Regions from separate parts of the Homo sapiens genome. Here all the other regions are linked to region 1. Evidence: read pairs that join two places in POLR2A ChIA-PET (ENCODE). Cell type or tissue: Panc1. All regions are shown on one strand.

Region 1 (4,000 bases):
AGCTAATTAAAAGAAATACCTAAATCTAGGAACCACAAATAAGATTCACTTCAATTGGCTACTTGCAACACCTTGTAGATAGTGCTCTGAGGCAGAAAAGAGTGTGGTGATCAACCAGTAATGCCTGCATGGGCACCTAAGCTAGCATTTACTGAGAGTTTAGCACACTGTCTAATACACTGTAAATGCTCCAGGCACATTTGTTGTCTGAATAAATAGATCAGCGAGGATTCTTTAAGTGTCCCTGGAACTACATAGGCAATTTTGAATAAATCCAGCTTCTTCAGCTTGAGCTTCAGTTTCCTTAGCTGTAAAAAGACTTGATGGTTCAAAATATCTTCTAGCTTTAATATTCTGTAATCCTGTCTATCTCTTTGTAAAATGAAGACTATCTGTGTTAAATAATACCCCGTCAAAACTCCATTTTGTTTGTATATGCCTAAGGCTTCATTTTTTAAAGCCTTACTGTGGGGGACTGTCTTAATTTCTAATGCAGCAAAATGCATAAAATATGTTTCATAGAGTGGCCAGGGTACATTTCTTTTGAATCTGAACTGTGGCAAACCTGGACTAATCTGTGGCTAATGATGAGAACCAAGTCTTACAAGAACTACATCTTGTGGTGTCTCATGCCTGTAATTCTAGCACTTTAGGAGGCCAAAGCAGGAGGATCACTTGAGCTGAGGAGTTTAAGACCAGCCTGGGCAACATAATGAGACCCCATCTCTACAAAAATAAAAAAATTAGCCAGGTATGGTGGAGCATGCCTATATTCCCAGCTAGTTGGGAAGGTGAGGCACGAGAATCACTTGAACCTGTGAGGTGAGGTTGCAGTGAGCTGTGATTGTGCCACTGCACTCCAGCTTGAGCAACAGAGTGAGACGCTGTCTCAAAAAAAAAGAAAAGAAGAATTACATCTTGAAGTGACCACTGTGACTTAGGACCCAAATCTATGGCTTTGTTTCTTTAATGTTTTCTAAATTCAAGAGACATATGTCCTCTTCAGATATTTGTGTTACTTTTATTGATTCTAAACCATACATGATTCTTCATGGTAAAAACTGAAAATGGAGACATACGTTTTACTGTGGCTTTTATGGAGGGGGCTAAGCCAGAATATAGTCGCTCGCTGCATTTTTCTCTTTCATCTTCCGGCAGTTATTCCCCATCTCCCATCTCCCCCACCCCACCCCACTCATTCTTTCCACCTCTTCACCGTTAGCAAGTAATAGCTTCTTTCTAACTTCAAGAGAGGCTGCCCAGGGAACTTCTTAGGAAGATGGCCCACAGACACAGAGAACCAGATACAGTAATAGGGTGTTTAAATGGGGGAGAACCAGGGCATGGTAAATTTACCATTATTACTATTTATTTTAATTTCTTTTTTTTTTTTTTTTTTTTGAGATAGGGTTTTGCTCTCTTACCCAGCTGGAGTGCGCTGGTGTGATCATAGCTTACTGCAGCCTCAAACTCCTGGGCTCAAGCAGTCCTCCCACCTCATTCTCCCAAGTAGCTGGGACTATAGGCATGTTCCACCAGGCCTGGCTTTTGTTTTTGTTTGAATGAGAAAGAAATCAGAGAGTCACAGGGATCTTCTTGTGGAGCTTGTCTAGTGCTTCAGCATCAGAACAATCATCTAGTTTAATTTATGGAAAGCATGGCACGTTAGGAAACCTTATTGACTCTGTGGGCACACGCATGGTCAGCACTAACAATTGCTCACATGGGCAACTTCAAGAACCCCGAGACTCCTTCCTGATCCACATGACTTCCTCTTTCACTTCCCTTGATCTCTGAACAGCTTTATTAGATATTCATTCTTTGCAGTTAAGAATTGACCCATAATAAAACCACAATGCTCATGGAAGAGATAATACATTGAATAACTACCAGCCACTAACTGGTAGTTATTCAGTATGTTTATTTTTGTTTTTGAGACAGAGTTTTGCTCTTGTTGCCCAGGCTGGAGTGCAATGGTGCAATCTTGGCTCACTGCAACCTCCACCTCCCAGGTTCAAGCGATTCTCCTGCCTCAGCCTCCCAAGTAGCTGGGATTACAGGCATGTGCCACCATGTCCGGCTAATTTTTTGTATTTTTAGTAGAGATGGGGTTTCACCATGTTGGCCAGGCTGGTCTGGAACTCCTGACCTCAGGTGATCCACCCACCTTGGCCTCATAAAGTGCTGGGATTACAGGCATGAGCCACAGCACCCAGCCTTATTCAGTTTATTTTTATCGCAAAAGTAAGATGCTTTGCTTGTAAAACAAACAAACAAAAAAAACAACAAAAAAAATCTAAACATTACAAATAAAGCTAAAGCATCCCTTGAGCAGGACCACAATGTCACACAGGTTCACAGAGATTACCTTGCCCTGTGAGTTATGCAGTGTTGACCGGGAGACCCTGCCAGGGACCACCTGTTCTCCACCCCCAACCCTATCCTCTCACCAGCCAAAAACATTGCTGTCAGTTTAGTGTAAATCTTCCCAGGTATTTTCTGTGCATCTGCATACAAACATATGAGGGCACTTCAATAAGTTTGTGGAAGAATTGAATTAAAAGATAAAAATAAAAAATATATAAACTTTATTTCTTAACATAAGCTCTATCAAGTTCAAGACACTTTCGTAAGCAATGATACCAGCCATTTAGTCCCTCCCTAAAGAACTGAGAATCCTGGGAACTTAACCATGTCTATGCAGTCTTTTTCACATTATTAACTCAAGAAAAATAGGGGCCCTTTAAGGATGTTTTAAGATTAGGAAACAAAAAGAAACCAGAAGGAGCCAAATCAGACTGTAAGGTGGATGCCTGATAATATCCCTTGGGAGCTCACAAAATTGCCCTTGTTTGACGAAAGAAATGAGCAGGAACATTGTGATGGTGGAGAAGGACTCTCTGTTGAAGCTTTCCTGGGCATTTTTCTGCTAAAGCTTTGGCTAACCTTCTCAAAACATGATCATAGCAAGCAGATGTTATTGTTCTTTGGCCCTCCAGAAAGTCAACAAACAAAATGCCTTGGGCATCCTCCAAACCTGTTGCCATGACCGTTGCTCTTGACCTTTGCTTTTGTTTTAACTGGACCGCTTCCACTGGTAGCTGTTGTTCTGATTGGCTTTGCCTTCAGGATCATACCAGTAGAGCCATGTTTCATCTCACGTTACAGTTCTTCGAAGAAATGCTTCAGGACCTTGATCCCACTTGTTTCCAGTTTCCATTGAAAGCTCTGCTCTCATCTGTAGCTGATCTGGGTGCAATGGTTTTGGTACTCATTGAAGGGAAAGTTTGCTTAACTTTAAATTTTCAGTCAGAATTGTGTAAACTGAACAAGTCGGGATGTCTATGGTGTTGGCCATTGTTTGTGCTGTTAATTGTTTATCTTCTTCAGTTAAGGCACAAACAAAATGAATTTTTTCCTTGCAAATTAATGTGGATGGTCTGCCACTGAAATGATGGGATTCATTTTCAATACTGTCTCCTCCCTTCTTAAAACAAATTATCCCTTTATGAACAGATGACTCCCTTGGGGGCATTGTCTCCATAAACTTTTTGTAAAGCATTAATGATTTCACCATTCTTCCATCCACGCTTTACCATAAATTTGATGTCTGTTTTTGCTTCAATTTTAGCAGAATTCATTCTGGTAAAGGTAAGGGCTCTTTTCAAACTGATGTCTTATCCTTCTTAGAGCATCGGCTAGATCCTGTTTAGACATATTATAACAAGTTAGTATGAGTTTATTTTGATCCCCAAAAAATTAAAATGCATGCATAGTTTTTTTCATGAGTGCATTTTCCATGAATTTTTGAAGACCCCTTGGTATGTACCCACAGTACGTAAGGAACTATTTTGTTTTGTATTCCTTTTTGTATAAATGATATCATGATGTATCTATCTTTCCACAATGTGTTTTTTTTTTTTTTTGAGATAGAGTCCCATTTTGTTGCCCAGGCTGGAGTGCAATGGTGCCATCTTGGCTCACTGCAGCGTCTGCCTCC
Region 2 (4,000 bases), 400 kb before region 1:
TCTATGCTTTAAATTCCCTTAAAAACTTTTTATTTATTTTTTTAGATGGAGTCTCATTCTGTCACCCAGGCTGGAGTGTACTGGCATGATCTTGGCTCACTGCAACCTCCACCTCCTGGGTTCAAGCAATTCACCTGCCTCAGCTTCCCGAATAGCTGGGATTACAGGTGCCTGCCACCACACTGCATTCATTTCCCTCATATTTATAATTACCAGGCTGTATCTATTAATTTGCTTGCTGCTTGTCTCACTCATCGGAATGAAAGCTCCATCAGAACAGAGAGATGTCTCCTGTTCTCTGTTGAATACTTAGCACCTTAAAAACTGTCAGGTACATAGGCATGCAATAAACATTCTGTGTTTTTAGTAGAGACGGGGTTTCACCTTGTTGGACAGGCTGGTCTCAAATTCCTGACCTCAACTGATACACCCACCTCGGCTTCCCAAAGTGCTGGGATTACAAGCATGAGCCACCGGGCCCAGCCAAATTTTAAAAATCTGTAAAAGCAATTTAATACTAATTTTCATTTGGGATTTAAAAAATAAAAGCACTGGTGTTGTTCTCATTTCTATAAAATGGCTAAACTCTGCACCCCAGGGGTGATGTAGGGCATGAGAACCTACCCTTCCACTCTGCTTTCTTCTCCAAGCCATCATTCCCCATCTTACTCCTAGCACTGAAGAGGTAAATGCAAAGACACTATTTCACAACTTCAGCAGTTCCTACCAACTACTGCCCAAACTCCTCTCCACAGCCCAAAAGAATCTCCATTACCACCACGTAGAAGCTCATGGTCTCTGGTGATAGACAGATGTACAAAGGAGGGTTGCTAATGCTCCTCTTCACACACCACACACAAGAGGCGACTGCATCACTTACTGGCAGCCATGCAATGGGGACTGTCAGTAGTAGGCAGAATTCTAAGATCCAAAATCCCTGCTCCATGATGTATATACCCTGTAAAATCTCTAGGACTATGAATATGATGGGATTTTACTTTCATGATCAGGCTAACTTTAAGAAAATGGGATTATCCAGCTGGATAATCCTGAACTAACCTCAAAAATCCTTCAAACGTGGGTCTAGAAGACAGAAGTCAGAGAGACTGGTCGGTGAGAGATTAGACAAAAACGATATTCTCCATAGCTGGCTTTCAAAATGGAGGGGGGGCATATGGCAAAGAATAAAGGCAGCATCTATAAGCTGAGAGTGGCTCCCAGCTGACAGCCAACAAAGAAACAAGACGTCAGTCCTACAGCTGCAAGGAACTCAGTTCTGCCAATAATCTGAATGAGCTTAGAAGTGGATTCTTTGCCAGAGCCTATAGACAAGAAATCATCCCAGCTGACACCTCGATTTCAACCTTGTGATATCCTGAGCAGAGAATCTAGCCACATGTATCCAGATTTTTGATGTATAGAACTGTGGGTGCCACTGAATTTATGGTAATTTGTTATGTAGCAAAATTAATAAGGGACTCCTTGGAGGGAAAGGCTGTAGGCGGCAGCTGCTGCTGATGCTGATGCTGCTGCTGCTGCTAGAGTAGGTAGATTTACTTCTAGCTTCAGCAACACTTCCAACAGGAAGACCAGAGGCAGACTATAAATTTGCCTGGAAACTAAAGAAAGGTCATCATAATGGGGTACATAGCTTTGAAACCACACTGCATTCATTTCCCTCATATTTATAATTACCAGACTGTATGTATTAATTTGCTTGCTGCTCCTCTCACTTATCATAATGAAAGCTCCATCCGTACAGAGATTATGTCTCCTGTTCTCTGCGGAATACTGAGCACCTTAAAAAATGTCTGACACATAGGCATGCAATAAATATTTGCTGGATAAGCTGTCATCAACCAAAAATCACAGTGGCCGGGCATGGTGACTCACACCTATAATTCCAGCACTTTGGGAGGCTGAGGTGGGAAGACCGCTCGAGCCTCGGAGTTTGACACCAGCCTGGGCAACCAGTGAGACCCCAACTCTATAATAAAAAAAAAATTAAAAATTAAAAAAATCACAGTAAACTGTGTTATATATAAGATTTCTTGGAATAACTACATTATCAACTGGAAAAGCTGCATTCAGTGAAGTCCATTCTAATAAATGATGTCCCTTTAATACAAAAGATAGGTGTTAGCCAGGTGCAGTGGTTCACACCTGTAATACCAGCACTTTGGGAGGCCAAGGTGGGCAGATCACTTGAGTTCAGGAGTTCAAGACCAGCCTGGCCAACACGGTAAAACCCCGTCTCCACTAAAAATACAAAAATTAGCCGGGCGTGGTGGCAGGTGCCTATAAACCCAGCTACTCAGGAAGCTGAGGCAGAAGAATTGCTTAAATCCAGAAGGCGGAGGTTTCAGTGAGCCGAGATCATACCACTGCACTCCAGCCTGGGTGACAGAGGGAGGCTCCATCTCACAAAAAAACAAAAAAAACAAAACAAAAAAAACAGATAGGTGTTTCTCCATACAGTTGTTTCACACATGCTTCCACAGATGTCTACGCTAATGCTGTCTAGTAAAGAATGCTTGTAACCTGGAAAATATATCAACAACAATAGAATGGTGTTTTAATAAACAATATGATAATGAAATCCCAACATCAACTGATTAAGATGGGGAATTTACTTTCAGGTAATACAGCCAATTCATCACCTCTTTCCACACAACCGTCCACACCCTCCAGAGTTCGAGAATCCTGATATGCTTGAAGAAACTGAGAACCAGAAAAATCTCCAGATGAGCAGTGGAGCATATTTCTACAGTGAATCTAACACTTAACATCTAATTTGTTTGTTATGCTAAACTGAATGTTGCTCAAAATTAAGTTTAAAAGCCCTAATATAATGCAAAAGAAATATGTTAACAATTATACCTTCTACTGAATACAATTTCTGGCACATTCAAGAGCAGATAACAGCAAGAGATATCTAATTCTAATACATCTCTTCTGCTAGAAACAATTATTTCTATTCCAAACTTCAACATGGTACATGCCAAAATGATTCACTGGTTGGTCGGGAGTCACGAATGTCTTTCCACCCCCACAGAATCACTGTTAAAAATGGTGGTTAGGTGCCATGAGCAGTCTGTACTTCAGGTACATTACAGAGCTTTGTGTCCTGGCAATTACACTACGTATTTATTTATATCTTGTCTCATTCTTTTAAAGGGGGAGGGGGGAGGTTGTAATCATCATATGTAGCAATACAATGATTTTTTTTTTTTTAAGGATGGCAATTCCTAAACAAGTCTTTTTTCAACAGAAAAAGTTCATCTTAAATTGGGACCATCTCAATTCAGCTTGAAAAGAAGGCAGGGAAAGCACATACATTCCCCTTAGATATTCTTTAAAATTAATTTTATAATGTAGAAAACAACAAAGTACTATTATGCATAATCCACAGAAAAGTAGAATGATTTAATCAGCATAAATTTAAAGAACTTCCAAAAATGTGTTCAGAATTAAGGGACAAATTTTCATTTTAAGGATAACAAAAACACAAGTAAACCATTAATACATTCATTCCTCCCCCATCCACCAAAAGTAAAAAGAACTTCACATCTGTGACCAGTGTTGGTTCATACCTTTGTATATGACTCACAAAACTATTCCTCAAAATTATTCCCTATCCCTATTATATATAATCACATTCCCTCAAAGTAGGATCTAAAAAGGGGTGGAATTCTTCCTTTTTAGAGACAGTTCATATATAAAAAGATGACAGTCTAATTCACGTTTAAGCCTGTATCTACAAATGTCATTTACTGAATTATTATGGTTGAATTAAATAAGCCTGCTAAGACTCAATCATAAGACCAGAATCATAACCAAAAGAAATGTTCTAATAGATACTATATTTGAAATCTAAGAATGCATTTTCTTCATCATTGTTAGGCACCTTGTCCACATTTTCATTTACTAATTTATATTCTAGATAAAACTTCCTAACACACTGAGAAGGTATTTTATCAATTCCTCTCTATTCCCACTG
Region 3 (4,000 bases), 220 kb before region 1:
GCTGTTACAAACATTCGTGTCTCAAGTCTTTGTAGGGACATCTATTTTCTTTCTCTTGGGTAAATACCTAGGAGTAGAATGTCTGGATCACATAGTAGGTGTATGTTTAACTTTTTAAGAAACTGTTAAACTGTTTCCCAAAGGTTTTACCATTTTACAATCATATGTGTCTCATATGTAAAACCAGCATATGAGAGTTCAGGTTCCACCATATCCTTGCCAACACATGATACGGTCAGTCTTTTTAATTTAGTCATTCTAATAGGTATGCAATAGTATCTCATTTTGCTTTTAATTTGCATTTCACCAATGACTAATGATGTTGAACATTTTTTTCATGGGCTCATTTGCCATCTACATATGTTACTTGGTAAAATGTTTGTTGAAATATTTTGCCCATAAAAAACATTGTTTTCTTATTACTGAGTTTTAAGAGTTCTTTATATATTCTAGATACAAATTCTTTTTTTTTTTCTTTTTTTTTGAGACAGAGTCTCGCTCTGTCACCCAGGCTGGAGTGCAGTGGCACAATCTCGGCTCCCTGCAACCTCTGCCTCCCCAGTTCAAGCAATTCTCCTGCCTCAGCCTCCCCAGTAGCTGGGATTACAGGTGCCCACCACCATGCCCAGCTAATTTTTGTATTTTTAGTAGAGACAGGGTTTCACCATGTTGGCCAGGCTGGTCTTGAACTCCTGACCTCAGGTGATCCACCCACCACAGCCTCCCAAAGTGCTGGGGTTACAGGCGTGAGCCACCACGCCCAGACTAGATACAAATTCTTTATCAAATATTTGCTTTGTAAATATTTTCTCATAGTCTGTGACCTGTGGGTTGTCTTTCAGTCTCTTAACATTGTCTTTTGAAGAATAGTTTTCAATTTTGATGAAGTCCAATTTATTGATTTGTTTTTATGGGTTGTGCTTTTGGTGCTGTATCTAAGAAATTTTTGCCCAACCCAAGGTCCAAAGATTTTCTACTATGTTTGTTTTAAGAAGTTTTATAGATTTATGTTTCACATTTAGGTTTATGATCCATTTTGGGTTAATTTTTATGTATGGTGAAATGGTGCAATGTATAGACCCAAGTTTTTTTTTTTGCATATGGATATATACACACACATATATATGCATACATGCAAACACACAATTTACATTTAGTAAACAAGAGATAAAACTGTAATCTCAAAAAAAAATTTCTTTCTTGGTGGTGATTTCCATTAAAGACCATCTCCAGATCCACTTCCTCTTCTGTGTCAGGCTATTGGCATGGAACTAAGTCTATCTGATGTGTAGTTGAGCTGTGTTTGACTGTGTTGTGGTTTTAGTTAGTTTCTGTTCACCACTGACTTCAAGTGTTATGGAGTAGAATGAGGGCTTCTCTTCAGCAGAGCCTGGGATCTGAGAATTAACAACATCCTAGAGATCCATCTGTGCTTCCCAGCCATGTCACCTGGGGGAATCTCTTCCTGCTTCACAGCCAAGCTGTCAGGTTATGGGTTACTGGGAGTTTTCTTTGTTTTTCAGTCTAGTCTCCTGTTTGTGTGTGTAGAGGTCTCTTGAAGCCTTGCTGCTCACCCTCTGGCCTTTGGAGGACAGCTTCTCTGCTCTCCATGAAGGTCCAGAATGTTTCAGAGGAGTTTCTTAGCTTTCCTACTAAGTCTTTAGGCTTTGGTAGTTGAATGCCTGCATTGCTTGTGAGGATTCCTGACCTATCTCAACTTTCACAGTTGGACATTAGAGTACGTCTGATGGATTTCTCTCCACTCGTCTTCCCTGTTCCCTTGCCTCCAGAAAGAGCTATGAACTTGCAGAAGACTCCACACACCCCAACAGGGGATCTCTCTTAACTTTTCTTCTCTCCTTCTAACTTTTTACCTACTACTGTTGTATAATGACCCACGGGAAAAAGTGAATGAGTGGATGCAGACTTGCTCTGTGGCTGGGTATCTTTGGGATTTAATCTGTTTCACTAGCCCATTATTATATATTGGTGAAAAACTAGCTAATTTCTCATTATTCCCATCCATGGTTTTTTTTTTTCCCCTAACCTGTTCTTGCTCCAGTGATGAGAGCAGCTGTGGGTCTTATCTTTCCTAGATAAGGGCTACTTTCTGGAGTTTGTGTTTCTTTTCTTTCTAGATTCCTTTGTGTCTTTAGTCCCTTCTTTATTTTCTTTCTCTCTTTCTTTCTTATAGAGGTAAGAGTCTCGCTATCTTGCTCAGGCTGGTCTGGAACTCCAGGCCTCAGCTGCCCTAGTAGCCACCATACCTGGACCTTCAGTTCTCTGAAGCATTTAAAAAAATTATGTCTGGCTTGTTTTGATTTTTAGCATGAGATTGACACCCTTTTGTGATTTTCTATAATAGAATCAGAAGCAGAACTGAGATTTGGTCTTAATAATTTGAGAATTGTACCTTTACAAATAAAACTGTTTATGGTTATATGAGTAACTAACGTTCAGAGAGAAGTGATTGGCCAAGGTATAGAAATGAGGTAGGGGCTATCTTAGTCAACTCAGGGCTGTCATATCAAAATACCACAGACTGGGTGGCTTAAACAACAGAAATTAATTTTCTCACAGTTTTAGAGGCTGGAAGTCTGAGATCGGAACTAGCATCATTAGGTTCTTGTAAGGGCTCTCTTCCTGGCTTTGCAGACTGCCACCTTCTCCCTGTATCTTCCTATGGTGAAGAAAGAGTTCTGAATCTCTTCTTCTTCTTATAAGGGTACCAGTTCTATTAAATCAGAGCTCCACTCTTATGACCTCATTTAACCTTAATCACCTACTTAAAGACTCCATCTCGAATATATTCACATAGGGGGTTAAGACTTTGACGTATGAATTTGGGGGTGTAGTGAAGGGGGACAAAATTCAGTCCATAGCAAGGTCCTAGATGAATTATAATCCAACACTTTTGATTTCTAGTCCCTCCAGGGTGAGGACTTACAGGGCAAATGGGGGGTCAAGGGACTCAGTGTCGTGTTGTAATTTAAAAAGCATAGGCTGTAAAGTCCAAAAAACTTGAGCTTAAATTTTGGCTCTGCACTAAAACTGTAGGAGCTTGTGAAGGGTCTTCAATGAGCCTCAGTTTCCTAGAAGATGTGAGAGTTTGATGGGATTACATATGTAAAGTGCCTATGTGTCTTGATTGTACTTGTAGGATTTTCACTTTTGGAGATGACTGAGCGATTGCAGAGAGAGGCTAATGTCATTGAAAGAAGATTTCATTGTAATTCAGTTATCTAGAGAAGGGTACATGCCATTCCACTCAGGACCACATGTGGAAGCACCTGGGTCAGTTAGAAGGCATAGGAGCAGGAGGAAAGCATGGCTCAAAGACTTTATTGTGATTTCCATGAGAAGGAAGGAGCAAGACAGTAAATAGTTTAAAATTTGCTAGTTTGAATAATTTCCACAGACTCTGGACTATAGGGATGGGCTCTAGTTGTTAGGTACCTGGCCCAGGGGTGATTTAGGATAGGACAAATATTGGCTTGGTGTGTGATAGTTAGATATAGCCACGACCCCCAAAGGTTTGGGGGTGTGGCTTTGGATTTGTTGTGTTGCAAATGAAAGGTGTTTTCCCAGGCAAGTTATTTACTGTGTCTAGGAATTAACTAGCCCTGGAAGGAGCAGTCCCTCCCCTGCCAGTAGGGCTCCTAAGATGTCAAACCAGACATCTTACAGAAACACAGAAAGTCATTATTAATACATTGTCTCAGTTCCTGGCATATTACTACATGCTTCATGAGTGGTGGTCTTTTCCATAATCACTCCTGTCTTTCTCTCATCTCAGCAGCTTCTGGAAGATTTTTTCTCAGTAGTTCTGTCTGGATAACCCAGGCCTTGGTTTTTCCCTGTCATAACTACATCTTGATGGACCATGCCTGGGTAAGGCTGAGAGCCCCATTAAGAGGGAGCCCTTCCAGATTCTGTTAGGGCAGGGGCAGGACTAGAAAATAAGAGTCATCTGGAAGGGGCCAGCTTTGTTGGGGGGGGA

The links. Peaks named below come from ENCODE experiments on the same cell type or tissue, not always from the same donor. Only the 100,000 strongest peaks of a DNase experiment are listed, where the experiment ranks them.
Region 2: POLR2A ChIA-PET joins it to region 1 with 14 read pairs; 1 of 35 experiments calls an interaction of 5 or more read pairs at or near these places.
Region 3: POLR2A ChIA-PET joins it to region 1 with 6 read pairs; 2 of 35 experiments call an interaction of 5 or more read pairs at or near these places.

The regions. Positions count from the first base shown.
Region 1 is chr12:69,100,801-69,104,800 of GRCh38, reverse strand. No RefSeq gene overlaps it. Among named protein-coding and RNA genes, the nearest start is that of TODL, 95 kb to the right of the region's middle. In Panc1, no CTCF peak of the experiment used is centred here; no DNase peak of the experiment used is centred here; H3K27ac peaks cover 2,116 bases.
Region 2 is chr12:69,500,407-69,504,406 of GRCh38, reverse strand. All of the region lies in intron 1 of FRS2 (fibroblast growth factor receptor substrate 2), which reads right to left. Among named protein-coding and RNA genes, the nearest start is that of SNORA113, 13 kb to the left of the region's middle. In Panc1, no CTCF peak of the experiment used is centred here; a DNase peak (open chromatin) is centred at 1,836.
Region 3 is chr12:69,322,586-69,326,585 of GRCh38, reverse strand. No RefSeq gene overlaps it. Among named protein-coding and RNA genes, the nearest start is that of LYZ, 24 kb to the left of the region's middle. In Panc1, no CTCF peak of the experiment used is centred here; no DNase peak of the experiment used is centred here; H3K27me3 peaks cover 629 bases.